2 separate regions of the Homo sapiens genome follow, and region 2 is linked to region 1. The links are chromatin loops, found by intact Hi-C in ENCODE. Cell type or tissue: A673. All regions are shown on one strand. Each heading gives the region's core, and the rest is flanking DNA. Links, peaks and the distances in the headings are about the cores only.

What was found. A loop is a pair of places that touch in the nucleus more often than their neighbours do. Peaks named below come from ENCODE experiments on the same cell type or tissue, not always from the same donor. Only the 100,000 strongest peaks of a DNase experiment are listed, where the experiment ranks them.
Region 2: a loop joins it to region 1, with 6 times the contacts of the local background. A loop is called at or near these places in 1 of 110 quality-filtered maps.

The regions. Positions count from the first base shown.
Region 1 is chr14:51,065,690-51,070,089 of GRCh38, forward strand. All of the region lies in intron 1 of TRIM9 (tripartite motif containing 9), which reads right to left. Among named protein-coding and RNA genes, the nearest start is that of TRIM9, 27 kb to the right of the region's middle. In A673, for the core only: no CTCF peak of the experiment used is centred there; no DNase peak of the experiment used is centred there; H3K27ac peaks cover 1,238 bases.
Region 2 is chr14:51,115,080-51,119,479 of GRCh38, forward strand. No RefSeq gene overlaps it. Among named protein-coding and RNA genes, the nearest start is that of TRIM9, 22 kb to the left of the region's middle. In A673, for the core only: no CTCF peak of the experiment used is centred there; no DNase peak of the experiment used is centred there.

The DNA of each region.
Region 1 (4,400 bases), core at 191-4,190:
ACTTCATGAGCATGAGATTTTAAGACAGCATTCAAATAAGTGGCTGCTACCTTGTCCTGGAAGGGAAAACAGTTTGATTAAATAGCAATCATTTCACATTAGCTTGGCTCCTTTAAGCTGCTATGCCCTTCAGAGTAAAACATAAGGCCCACTTGAAGAGGGTGCTTTGACATTTATAAGTGAGTTTACACAACTGAAATGATTCAAAGAGTTTGTTAAAGTGAAGGGTAAAGAATTTTGAATCTTTCCTGATTTTTCTGAGCCGTTAGTCCCAGCATCAAATACAGGGCCTGTGCCATCAACTTCTTTATCACTTACTGATTATTTTCATTGGCGTGCAAGCAGGCCTGAGCATCTCTTTTAGAAGGAAGGAAGGAAGGAAGGAAGGAAGGAAGGAAGGAGGGAGGGAGGGACGGAGGGAGGGAGGGAGGGGAGGGGAGGGGGAGGGAGACAATTTTCCTTTTCACCATATCTCCTCCAGTTACTGCCCCATTTCTGTGTTCTTGATGGCAAAACACCTTTAAAGCCCTGACTAAACTCAGTGTCTGTGTTTCATCTTTCATTCTCTCTTCAACCAATTCCCATCAGACTTTTCATCCCCGTTGCTTCACTGAACCACTCTTGGAAAGGTTCTCATTCATCTCCATCTTTGCAAACCCAAAGGTCAGTACTTTGTCTTTGTCTCATACAACTTCCCAGCAGTCCTTGACACAGAGAACATTCTGCTCTTCTTCAAACTCCTTCACTAGGTTCTGGAACACCACATTCCTGATTTTCCATCCTGTGTCACTGGCTGTCGCTTCTCAGTGTCTTTACTGGTTCCTCACTTGGCTCAACCTCTATACTCTTTCCAACATGCTCTTATCCCATGGCTTCGAATCATGTATATGAACTGTTAAAAGACAAAATTACAAATCTAGTTTAAAGATCTTAACTGGCTTTTAGTCACGATTCTGGAATTGAACAGCTCTCCAAGTCAGAGCACATTCAAAGCACTCCAGTCTGCTGCGTGGTCAGACAGCATTTATGGACAGAAAATGGAAATGAGGTGCAGAAAACGGAAGTGAGGTATAGAGATAGCTCCACTGGTTGCAGCTCGGCGTTTGCCTTATTTGGACACAGTTTGAACAGGTGGTCGCCTGCGATTGACTGAAGCTCTGCTGTTGTGATTGGCTGAGACTTAGCTATTTATTACAAAAGTATACTCTTAAATTAGGCTTTCAGTTAGTTTACATACTAAATTAGTCTGCAGTTCCTTACATAAGGACTCATGTATGGAGGCGTCCTCAGGCCAAATTTAGTTTAATTTAACAGGACTGATGACTTCTAAATTTATCACCCACATCTGACTTCTTCCTTGAGCTGTAGACCAGGGCATTAGATTTTGTACTCTCCATCTTCACCTGTATGTCTATGAGCACCTCAAATTTAACTTGGACAAAAAACAACTATTAATATTTCCTCCCTCAACATGTTAAACTAGTTCCCTCCCCAGTATTCTTCATCTTAATACATAGTGCCATTATTTAGCCCGTTTCTGAGGCCCCCTCCTAATAGTCATCCTTGATTTCTCTCTTTTGTACTGTAAGTATCTTCCAAATATAAGAGTTTCTTACCATCTCCACTTCTAAAACCTTAGTCCTAGCCACCATCACCTCTCTCCTGGACCACGACAACAGCCTACTAACTTCTACTGTCGGTTCTTGCCCTGACAGCCAGAGTATTCTTTTAAAAATGCAAATCAGATTACATCATTCTCCTGCTTAAGACACTCCCATGGCCTCCTACTACAACTAAAATAACATTCAAACCCTTTGCCAGGATGTACGTAATTAGACCCCCATCTATCTCTCTGACCTTATCTCTTACCATGTCTCCTACCTCCCACTTTGCTGTAGCCCACTGGGCTTCTTTCTGTCCCTTTCATTCCTGCCTAAGGATCTTTGCATGTGCTATTTCATCTGTTCGGCTGGCCCTTCCTGCAGATCTTCACAGAGGGCTGCCCCTTCTCATCACCATTTAGGTCTCAGTTCAGTGTTCCTTCTCAGAGAGGCTTCCCCTGACCACCTGAGACAAAGCAACCTCCTTACTACTTCCTTCCAAACACTCTCCATTACATTCTACCATTTACTTTTCCTCACAGCACCAGCCCTTACCTGAAAATCTACTGTTTATTTTATTTTGTGTTATGGCTATTTCTTCCAACAGAATTAAGCCCCAAGACAGCAGAGAAAGTCTTGTGTATTGTTGTATGCCAAATTCCTAAAAATTACTGACGCATAGCAGGCATTCAATTGACACTTGCTGAATACATGAATTAAAGTTTTCAAACTTTAATGTGCATCAAAATCACCTAGAGAGCTTATTAAAACACAGGTTGCTGGACCCCCAAACCCAGAATTTCTGATTCATAGGTCTGGAGTGGCTCCTAAGACTTTGTATTTTTAACAAGTTCCCAGGTGATGGTCTGCAGACCACATCTTGAGAACCACTGAACTAGTATTTACTAATTGCCAAGTATCTTCTTAGCACTATGCCAGGACCGTGGGGATGAAAAAGGAGTAAACACCTGTGTCTGGCCCCCAGTAAGGTCACACTCAAAGCAGAAAAATAAATAGTATATGTATTTGGTGTGCACCAAAAACAAAAACAAAAACAAAAACAAAAAACAAACCCAAATCAATATATGTGAAGTGTCAAGTAGGCAGCACATATTACAAGATCTGTAAGATCTCACAAGGGGAAGATAAAATAAGAATAAATATCACATGACATTTATTAAGAGCTGCCTGTGTGCCTGCAACGTGCCAAGTACTTTATGTGGAAAACATCAGTTAATTCTCACCACAACCTTGTAGAAGTTATTTTTATCCCCGTTTTACAGATGACAAAAATGGGGCTCAGAAAGGTTAAGGAACTCCTTAGGAATTTTAACATCAGTGTGCATACCTTGGAGCCTAAGCTCTTGGCCAGACACTGTTTTGCCACTATGGGTGGGTTATGAGTTGAGAAGAATAAGGATGTAAAGTTATGTAGAATTAGAAGAGGAGGTGTGATGAGGCCAGCCCATGTTGCAGAACCAAGGTTTAAACCAGGCACCTGGCACTCTAGAGCAACTGTTCTACTGCCATGATGTCTCTTCTGATAAGCTCCTGAATAAACTGTTGGATCCTTAGCAATGATTTGTTAAGTGAAGCATTAATTAACATTTTTGAAAGAGGGTTGGGATGGAATGAGGTTGACAACATGATTTTTAAAAAGTGTCTTGAAATATCATTTGGCAGTGATTAGTCTGATAGAATATAGAAGAGGGAGATGAGTGTGGGGTGCCAGTTAGGAGATTATTTCAATAGTGTAGGTGAAAGGACATAGGGGACTATGGTAAGGATTTTAATAAGAATAAAGGAAGAATTGAATGTGAGAACTGATGGACTCTAGAAATGGAATCAGTCTGAGAGAGTTGGGCCTTCTTCCAAGTGCATGGATATTTTCCTTTCTTAGATTGATTCCATTTCCAGAGCCCATGCAGCAGTCTCCAGCAGTCTCAGGAACAGAGAAAGATGAGTCATAAGGTGCCCTTAAGTGGTTCATCTGTGTTAATCTAGACCACTGGTTCTCATCTGGAGGTGATTTTCCTCCTAGAGGACATTGGCAATGTCTACAGGCAATTTTTTTTGTCACAACTCAGAGGTGAGTGGTGTGGTGTAGGGATGGATACACAGGTATCTAGAGGCCAGGAATACAGTTCAACATCCTACAATGCATAGGGTGGCTCCCTAGAACAAAGAATTGCCCATCCCCAAATGTCAACAGTGCTGAGATTGAGAAACCCTGCTCTAGGCTGCACTGAGAAACTGCAAATCCGAGGCCCTCGGGACAAGCCAGGCATGGTGAAGGCATGTGTTTGATTTGTTTCATGGCATTGTTGGTGTTTTTAATTTAAAGCAACACTTAAAATCAGGAGAGGTCATATCAGAATGATGCAAATGTCAGGTTTCTCTTGGAAGATCTGCCAACCCTGTGCCCATATGGCACCAAGGCTACACTGGACTATAACTGACCCCATATTCCTTGGTTTGCCAGTCTATGCCATTTGCTGCCCAATTACTGAGAGCAATCTTCAGCTGCCATTTATCTTTGTTCTTATCTTTCTCAAGGTGGAAAAATACAGTCAATCTCTATTATTTGTGTATTCTGTATTTGCAAATTTGCAAACTTGCTAAAATTTATTTGTAATTTCCAAATCAATACTCACAGCACTTTCATGGTCATTCACAGAATGGCTAAAAAATGAGTTGTCCAATGTGTAACTTCATAGCTGAGGTTGATCAGGGTAATGCTCCTTGTTTCAGCTCTAATTCAATAAACAAGTGTACTTTTCATGGTATATTCAGTGTCAT
Region 2 (4,400 bases), core at 173-4,172, 49 kb after region 1:
GCTTTGCTTCTATTCTTTCAGTATTCTTGTCTACATTCTGGATACCAAGGCCATACCTGTAGCTTTTGATAGCACCTGTATAGGAACTAAGTGCCCCTTAGGAGTAAAAAGCCATCAGCGAATTTGTTCATAACAGTCATTTGTTAATAAATATCTTTTAGTTTCTATCATGTGAAAATAAGTGATGGTACAGAAGTACTGATTTCACCCATTTGTATCCAGTTAAAATGCTAACATAATAGTAATAGCAGTAGTAATGATGGTACTTTATGAAGAGCTAAGTGCCAGGTACAATGCAGGCACTGTGCTAACCAATAACGTGCATTGCCTCATTTAATCCTCACAGCCTCCTCATGAGGTAGACTTTATTGTTTCCATTTATAGTTCAGGAAACTGAAGTTCAGATAGTTAACTGCCTGAGATCTCACAGTTACTAAATGGAAGAGTTGGGATTCTAATGTTAAGTTTAACGACTTGTTTTAGTTGGCTAAGGCTGCCATAACAAAGTACCAAAAACTGGGTTCTTAAACAACAGAAACTTATTTCCTTGCAGTCCTAGAGACTAGAAGTTCAAGATCAAAGTATCAGCAGGCTGGGTTTTTTCTGAGGCCTCTCTCCTTGGCTTGTACATGGCCATCTTCTCCCTGTGTCTTCACATGAGCTTTCTTCTGTGCCTGTGTATGTCCTGATCTACTCTTCTTATGATGACACCACTCATTTTGGATCAGGGCCCACCCTAATGAATTCATTTAAACTTAATTATCTCTTTAAAGACTTTATTCCCAAATACAGTCACATTCTGCAGTACAGAAGGTTAGGGCTTCAACATATCAATCTGGGGAGAACACAGTTCAACCCATAAAAGTCCTTAAACCATGAAGTCTGTGTATTACCACTAAGAGGAAATATCAAGTCAGCTAGACATTTCCATTCTGGTATAAATTAGTTTTTCCCCAACTAATTTCCTGCAGGAAGATTTGGATGGTGAAACTTATAGAGAAACTTGGGGGCTCTGGGTCCTTTAGGGAATGAAGAAAAGCCACCAAAAGTGGGAACAAGGACAGAAACTAGAAGGACAGCATCTCCTAATTTGCTGTTTTGGGTAGGACCAAACTTCTGCAATTAAATTAAACACAGCATCATTTTCTAATTTTGTTTCTATATTTAATCTTTCTAGCTTCTTCTCATTTTTGTTCTGAAAGCATCATTGCTCTCCAACCAAGCTGGCAGGCTCCTCATCTCTTGGAAAAGGTCCTGAACAAATCCCATTGTAACTTGTGAAATAGGACCAAAAAAAGAGAAACTAATAATCTGCTAGATTCTCCACCATTTAAAAAATTATTAAAAATTATAGACATCCATTAATATAGATTGGAATCCAGAAATCATTCGTGGGTATCTGGAATGTTTAATAAGAATTCACAGGAAGCCAATCAACATCAGGGATGGTTTTTCCTCGTGAACTCCCAATTTCCATCATAGGTATTTCATCTAAAGGAATATATCAGAAAGTAAACCAGAGCACTGCTCACATCCTGCCTTCCAAGAGTTCTTATTTCTATAACCTTTTGGGAGCCAAAGCTAATGAAGAAAGCAGGGCCTTCCTTCTACCCTCATCTATCAAGAGCCAGATTCTCCCATTACTTTTTCTCTTCCTACGCCAGTGAGTTTGTCCATGGGGCATACTGCTGAATTTGCCACTTGTCTAGAGTCAAAATTAACTACCAATTTACTTTTGGACACTCAGCTCAATGTGAATAATCCTGTTTGACAGCCTGTTAAGTGCCTTCTGAGTCAGGAAGGGCTAGTACATTTCAGTTTGCACACCAACTCCAAATGATTGATGGGTAGTGACTGTCTAGGTAAGGGCAGTGTTGAGAAGGTTGTGAGGCCATTTTTTTTTAAAGAAAAAAAATGCCATAATCAATTAGTGAGGTCTACCATGGGAGAGGGACTAGTGGCACAAATATAAATGATCTTTCATCAGTAATAAATTCAAAGCTGCAATTCATAGTGAGCTTACCCTGTGCCAGGCACTGGGCCAAGCCTGGTACATGCATTATTTCAGCGAATGTTCACAACTTTCCAGGGTAAGAGTTACATATCTCTATTGCAAGGATAAAGAAACTTGGGCACAGTGGGTTTAAATAAGCAGCTCAAGGTTGTCTGCCTAGTAAGATTCAGAGCAGGGCAATCATTATATAGATTCTTGGAAAAAATGCACTGAATATGTGAATTAGGATTTGAGCTGAGGCTGCTGCAAGCAAGGCTACAGTGCTGGTATCACTGTGAGACTGCAGGGCATCACCAAGGACCCAGGAGGGGAACTTCCTTAGATGTGCCCTCAATATAGCCTTCCTAACTTGGAGCTGGCAGGCTTGTCTTCTCATAATTGAGTCCGCAGATACTTACTGAGCATCTACACTGTGCCAAGCATCCAGAATGTGGCAAGCACAATAGGGTTCCCTGTTCTTGAGGAGCTTATGCTCAAGTTGAGAGAGGCAGACAATAAACACATAAACAAATAAGATCACTTCAGGCCTAGATAAATGCTGCAGAGTTGCTTAAAGAGGGTTACTGGATGGGACCATGTGAGAAGAACTACTTTAGCCAGGGATGAAGAGCTCTCTGAGAAAGGGATCTGAAAGGTGAGAAGAAGGCAGTGTGGGGAAAATATGAGGCAGTGTGGGGAAAATATGAGACAGACAGAAGGAGGAGCAAATGCAAAGACTCTGACACATTAGGACCTTGTCATGTTTGCAGGAAAAGGCTCGGTTATTGGCCATTCTCTCACTGTTACTTGAAGACTAAAAAGCATGGCCATGCTTCAGTGATTGTCTGAATTTCAGTGCCCCTGCACAAACTACTTGGTGGGGAAAATAGAATAAAGTGATCTTCCTTCTGTTTTTCTTTTCTCTCTTCCGCCCTGTAAATGTTTATGTCAGTAAGTCAGTAAGGAGCCACACACATGCCCAAACCTTCAGCATTTTGAAGAATTAATTTGCTTAGGGAAGAATATGAACTTACAGCATGTCTTGTAGAGAATATCTGTTGATAATATACATAATAGTCACACATCAAACAAACTAGTATTAGGGAGAATCCTTTCATTAACACAATCTAGAGAGTTTATCTTTGAACACTAGGAATAGGTTAGAAAACTCAAGAAAAAGTAAAATCACTTTCATGAGTTTTGATACAATCATCATATATTTCCCACAGAGTGGACTCTCCTTGTTCTAATCACATGATCCTTTGGGACAGGTGTTGTGAGGAGGACACCTCAGAATAAGGGGTATCATGCCATGACACTGTTTTTTTTTTTCTCGGAGCTTTTTCTGACATTGATTTGAGATTGGTTTTCATTAGTTTATGTAATATTTTAAATGAAAATAATGTGCATGCATTTCATGGTTATTACAGTATAAATAGGACAACTATTAGCTAAAAGCCTGAATTAACCTTTGCAAAGTGGCCCAACAAAGCTTCCTCCTGAGACAAAACCTCTGGCATCGCTGTCTCACATATCTACACTTATTTAATAAACATTTATCAAGTACACCCAAAAAGTGCCAAATTCTATGAAAGGTAAATAAAAAGCAGATAAATCATTGTTTCTACCCTTGAGAAACTTGTATTTCATTGGGGATAAATATTTGAAAGAGCTAAAGAACAAAGCTAGAGCAATTCAGAAAAAATAATAGGTAACTAAGATTTGCACAGAGCATCATAGATCATTTTCATATGCCTTTCTTTGTTTCACTTGCACAATGGTCTTTTGAGATAGTTACTGATATTATCCCCATTTCCCAGATGAAGAAACTGAAGCTTAGAGAGGTAAAATACACAAAACAACTAGTAAAGGCCAGGAGCAGGCACTGTAGTAGTTAAGAGCAAGGGCTCTGGGGTTAGACAGACTGAATTAGTTTTACAAACTTGGGTAAGTTTTTTACCCTCAGGCTCAGTTTCCCCATTTTAAAGGATAATAATGGTATTCACTTTCTCCACTGTTGTATTGAATGAGAAATCTATTGAAGATGCCTAGCACAGGGCTGGGACCACAGCATCCACTCAGTGAATGCAGCCCTTGTTATGAGGAAGTGGCAGAGCCAAGACTGGATTCCAGCATCTCTGCTGTCCAAACACAAGACCCTGCATGTCATGTGGACCCTAGCACTCTCTGCTTAGCTTAAAAATGTGGCTCAACCACTTACAAGCATGACCATGGGCAAGTTCCTTAATGGCTCTGTGTCTCTGTTTCCTCATTTGGGAAATGGGGATGATACACTTGCTACCTCACAGGCTATGTAAAGATAGAGTGCTTTACTACACATAGAGCACTTAGAACAGTGCTTGGCCACATTAAGCTCCCTAAAGAACTTTACCATCAAGGATCAAAG